Linked DNA regions of Mus musculus: region 2 is linked to region 1. A link is a loop called in an ENCODE intact Hi-C map of the cell type or tissue named here. Cell type or tissue: left cerebral cortex. All regions are shown on one strand.

What was found. Hi-C counts contacts between places; a loop is a spot of excess contacts. Peaks named below come from ENCODE experiments on the same cell type or tissue, not always from the same donor. Only the 100,000 strongest peaks of a DNase experiment are listed, where the experiment ranks them.
Region 2: a loop joins it to region 1, with 4 times the contacts of the local background. A loop is called at or near these places in 6 of 42 quality-filtered maps.

What each region holds. Positions count from the first base shown.
Region 1 is chr5:144,540,741-144,543,240 of GRCm38, forward strand. No RefSeq gene overlaps it. Among named protein-coding and RNA genes, the nearest start is that of Nptx2, 3.9 kb to the right of the region's middle. In left cerebral cortex, no CTCF peak of the experiment used is centred here; DNase peaks (open chromatin) are centred at 1,188 and 2,478.
Region 2 is chr5:144,718,903-144,721,402 of GRCm38, forward strand. No RefSeq gene overlaps it. Among named protein-coding and RNA genes, the nearest start is that of Tmem130, 41 kb to the right of the region's middle. In left cerebral cortex, a CTCF peak has its summit at 1,124; DNase peaks (open chromatin) are centred at 1,125 and 1,543; H3K27ac peaks cover 209 bases.

The sequences.
Region 1 (2,500 bases):
GGTCAGTGAATAAGTTAAGAAGCAGCAAAAGGAAAAGACGTTTTCACTGAAGATCAAAGGCCTGCATCTGACCAAGGCTCTGCTGTTAAGTAGCTTTCTCACCTTTTAATCTTTTGAAAACTGTTTTCTAGTCTTTGGATTTCTATAGAATTGCTTCCAGCTTGGGCTTTCAAAGGTTCATCCAAGCAGGAGAGATGGTTCAGTGGTTAAGAGCAATTATTGCTCTCGCAAAGGACCCAGGTTTGATTCCCAGCACCCACATGACAGCTTAGAACTGTCTGTGACTCCAGGTCAAGGGGATCTGATACCCTCTTCTGTCCTGGGCTCTGGCACGTACACGGTGCACACACATTGCTCAAGCATACTCATATATGCATAAAATGAAAAATAAATCTTTAAAATTCAAATGTTCACACAAGCTATCTGTGCCTAACTGATATGGGCACAATGAGCTACAATCTTTGTCATAATTAGATCAATTTTCCATCTCCTCTGTGTGTATGTGTGTGTGTGTGTGTGTGTGTGTGTGCAGCATATGTGTGAGAGTCAGAGGGGAACCTCAGGTGTTGGTCTATACCTTCCACCTTGTTCAAGGCTGTTCCGACTGTGTATGCCAGGGTAGCTTCTAGAGAGTCTCCCGTCCCCACCCTACATTGGGTTTCAGGGATTTGAACTCAGATCTCCACATTGGCATATTCAGAAGTCTTCCCATCCCCTCCCCCACTAGCCATCTCCCCAGTTCCAATTTTGTAATTTTTAGACAGGCATATAAAGGAAGTATTATCCCTAGTGTTTCCAAATATAGAGAAATTGAGAGACTATGCTCTTCGATTTCCTCAAAGCAAACTAACTTCAAGGGGTCTTTTTTTGTATGCTTGGGGTGAAGCTCCGGGTTTTATATTAGGCAAGTGCTCTACCGCCTGTTACATCATACCCAGTAAGCTCACTGTCCAGAGTCCATTCCCTTTAGACACCAAGCTAACCTGTTATTCCTGGCTTGTAGTGACCTCGTCTATTGCTAGAAATCAGAAGGTACCACTGAGCCTTCATTTGTTTGGTGAAATCATGGAGTTACATTAACAAGCCGTTTCCCCAAACTATGGCTCTCTACCCACTTGTAATACACCCGTGCACAGGAACATTTTCTGAAAGTCAATGTTTCCTATCACTTGCTCCAAAATTAAACCAGAGATACATCATTCAGGAAGAAGCCAGATGCACTGAAGAAAGAAAAACCTGCTTTATCAGAAGGGGCAAGCTTCTCTCACATCCCATAGCAATTTAAATTCATTTGCCGGAATGTTAAATACAACCAGTCTTTTAGTTGGGTCCCTTCACATAAACACCAAGTTAGCATAAATGCAAAATAGTTCACATGATTAAATCTTTATAACACCATAATTTATCTTATGTACACACACACACACAGAGAAAGAGAGAGAGAGAGAGAGAGAGAGAGATCTTTTACTTGCTGATACTTCTACATTTTTTCTGGAGTTCTCAACTCTCATCATCTCTCTAAGGAAGCTGGCTTGTATTGCCCCAGACTCTTAGTGTATTTAGTTCTAAAGGATAGTATACAGAATAAAGGGAAATTTTAATTTTGTTTTTAATAGGACCTATATAATTCAGGCCTAGCTCTGGTGGAGAGAAGGGGAGGAGAGGTCCATTAGCATTTATTGTGCACCTGCTTTATGCTAAACATGTCTGGAAACAGTGTCTCACACAAGCCCAGAAACAACAAGGCTTGCTCATAAATTTACTTTTAATTTTAGAAATGAGAAAACTAAGGCTCAGGGAGGTTAAGCTACACTCTCGAGTTATCAGACTGGGACTGAAACAAGTGCTGCCTGACGCCAAACTCCCTTTCCATTTTATTGGGCAGCTTGGTCTCGTGAAAAACACACTCATAAAAGGGTATTAGCATTTTATGTATTACAGGGGATTAATCGGGATCCTTTAGCGCCTCCAGCACTGAATCCCTTGTGCACACTCTCATGCAACACACACACACACACACACACACACACACACACACACACACACCATTCTGAACTCCCCTCGGACTGAAATTCAGCACCGAGGATAGTTCCTGAGTCATGTTTGCAGGAAGCTGTCCTTGAATTCCGTGCTATTGAGCACACGCCCCCACTCTTGACTTCCCAAGTGGCTAAGAGGGGAGGAAATGCAGAAGAGGGGGAGGGGGAAACTGTATAAGATAGGTTCTTCTGACATCGTGGTGGAAATTAGCACATTTCCCAGAAGACCAAGATAAAAATGCATGTGAGAAAGAACCAGGGAGCCAAACAGATGGGGCAATAAAATGGAGGTAGAACAGCTCATTAGGATTCCCAGCACGTGGGCTTGGGTTAAGTCTGTACCCGGCTCTGGGCTGCCCCGGGACCAGCCGACATAGTGAATGAGTGGGTGGTTACTATGCTGTTGCACCGGTTACACTAAGAGATTAGGTGGCAGTGATTCACTGCTGCAGATCTGCACG
Region 2 (2,500 bases), 180 kb after region 1:
GATAGTTATCCATGACATCCCAAGCCAGTGCCCAGGAGATTCATTCGGAGATCCGTAATCCCATCTACACAGACCGTTTCCCAGAAAGGCTGTGTTTTTTTAAACTTTCACATTTTTAAAATTTGTTTATTGGCAGCAGTGGTGGCAGAGGGGTGTTGCATGCCACAGAAGCCAGGTGGCAGTCACAGGACAACTTGCAGAAAGTCCCTGTAGGTTCGGAAGACTGACTGGGCTCTCCAGCTTGGCAGTAGGCACCTTCACCCAGAGCCATCTTCCTGGCTAAGGGACAGTTCTTCCACAAGCCTTTCTCCTAACTGAATTCCAAATTCTTTTTTTTTTTTTTTTAAAGATTTATTTATTTATTATATGTAAGTACATTGTAGCTGTCTTCAGACACTCCAGAAGAGGGAATCAGATCTCGTTACAGATGGTTGTAAGCCACCATGTGGTTGCTGGGATTTGAACTCTGGACCTTCGGAAGAGCAGTCGGGTGCTCTTACCCACTGAGCCATCTCACCAGCCCAAAATAAATTCTGTTTTTTTTTTATTTGTTTGTCTATCTGTTTGTTTATTTTAATGTACACTGTGTACTTATTTTTTTATAAGTACACTGACGCTATCTTCAGACACACCAGAAGAGGGCATCTGATCCCATTACAGATGGTTGTGAGCCACCATGTGGTTGCTGGGAATTGAACTCAGGACCTCTGGTAGAGCAGTCAGTGCTCTTAACCGCTGAGCCATCTCTCCAGCCCCTGAATTCCAAATTCTAATAGACCTGAATTAACAGATCTTTGAGAGCCAGGTACCTTGCTGGGCCCTAGAACTACAACTGTCAATCACTCCCTGAAGGCCATTTCTCTTGCTAAGAATCATGTAAATGTGGAATGACAGTTCAAGGGATACATGTATATTGTGACCCACCTCCACCCTGCAGCCAGAGGCTCTGGTGGCAACTGCCTATTCTAGAACATAATCCACTGTAGTACATCCTACCTGTTCTGGATTGGGCTCCACCTCCCTTGGAGCCAGGCCCTGGCTTCCACAGCCTGTGTGCTCAGAGGGCTGTCATGTTGATGAAAATACCGGGGAGCCATCTGCAGGGTTCTCCCTCTCTCGGGCTTCTCTGGAGCCTGAAATAAACGAGAAAGAGATGTTCCTGGCAGGGTCTGCTGAGGAGTTTCACGGCAGGAATAAAAATTGGCTGCGGTAGCAGAGAAATCCTGGAAGGGAGAGGGATTTCTAGGCTAACACACCTCTAGGAAAGAACGTAGGTGTGAGGTTGGGGAGGAGGTGAGCCCGCTGTCCCCCCCATGTCTGCATGCGCCTCCTGCATTCATGCATATGGGAGCATACATGCCAACACAGGTGTGTGCACCTGCCTGCCCCAGGCAAGTACAAGCATGGGTTTGAGGAGCCCAGCAGACACCCCCATCCTACATTTTCTCCTACTGATCACAGCTCCATCTATCACCTTCAAGCCCACCTAACATCTGGAGACACCTCTGATATATTTCTACCAAACTGGGCTCGGCACCCCTCCAGGGCCTGGGAGAGAAGCCAGGTTCTCCCTGGCTCCCTGGGCATTCTTTAGAAGCTGGCATGGCTCCAGGCCCACCTGGCAGCATGTTCTGGCTTCCCTTGTCTTCTCCATCTGCCCTGTGATGTGGCGGCGTGACCCCCAAGCCAGCCAGATGCCACATCCACAGAGTAACAGACCCAAATCAGCTGGTGGGTGGCTTTTCCCAGACTCTGTCGCAGCTTTGGCTGACTCCAGATGTGCCTCCAGATGTGCCTCTGCCAACCCCGCCTCTGGGTGCTGCCTCCTGACTCCTTCTCCTCCCATCAGAGTCTGGCCTCAATCGAGGCTCCTTTACGCAGCAGAACTTTGCTTAGTGACCCAAGTGATGCCAGCTCTCAGGAGTAAAAGGCAAAAAGATCAGAAATTTCAGGCCATCCCTTGCTACAGGAACTCTGTCTCAAAAATAACAAGATGCATGGCCTGTCAAGAAGTTGATAGCCTCTTCTCCTCTCCTACCTCACCCCAGGTGGGATCTCCTCGGTCTAGCTTTGGGTAACCCACCTCAAACCCCAAAGGGCAGTAGATCTCTGGACCGTTCAAGGATCATAAACCCAAGAGTCCCACCAGGATTTTCCTGGGAAGCTCTAGCCTTCATCTGAACTGGCAAGAACCCAGGAATTTACACGCTGAGACATGCACATCTGAAACCCCTGGTATCGGCCAGGCATGGTGGCGCACGCCTTTAATCCCAGCACTTGGGAGGCAGAGGCAGGCAGGTTTCTGAGTTTGAGGCCAGCCTGGTCTGCAAAGTGAGTTCTAGGACAGCCGGGTCTACACAGAGAAACCCTGTCTCGAAAAAACAAAAAACAAAAAAACCCTGGTATCACACAGGGGGTTTGTGGGGTTGAATCCAAGCTAGAAAGTACTGCCCTTGCCTGAATCAAGCCACGTGTCAATGGATTTGTTGTTTTTATGGTT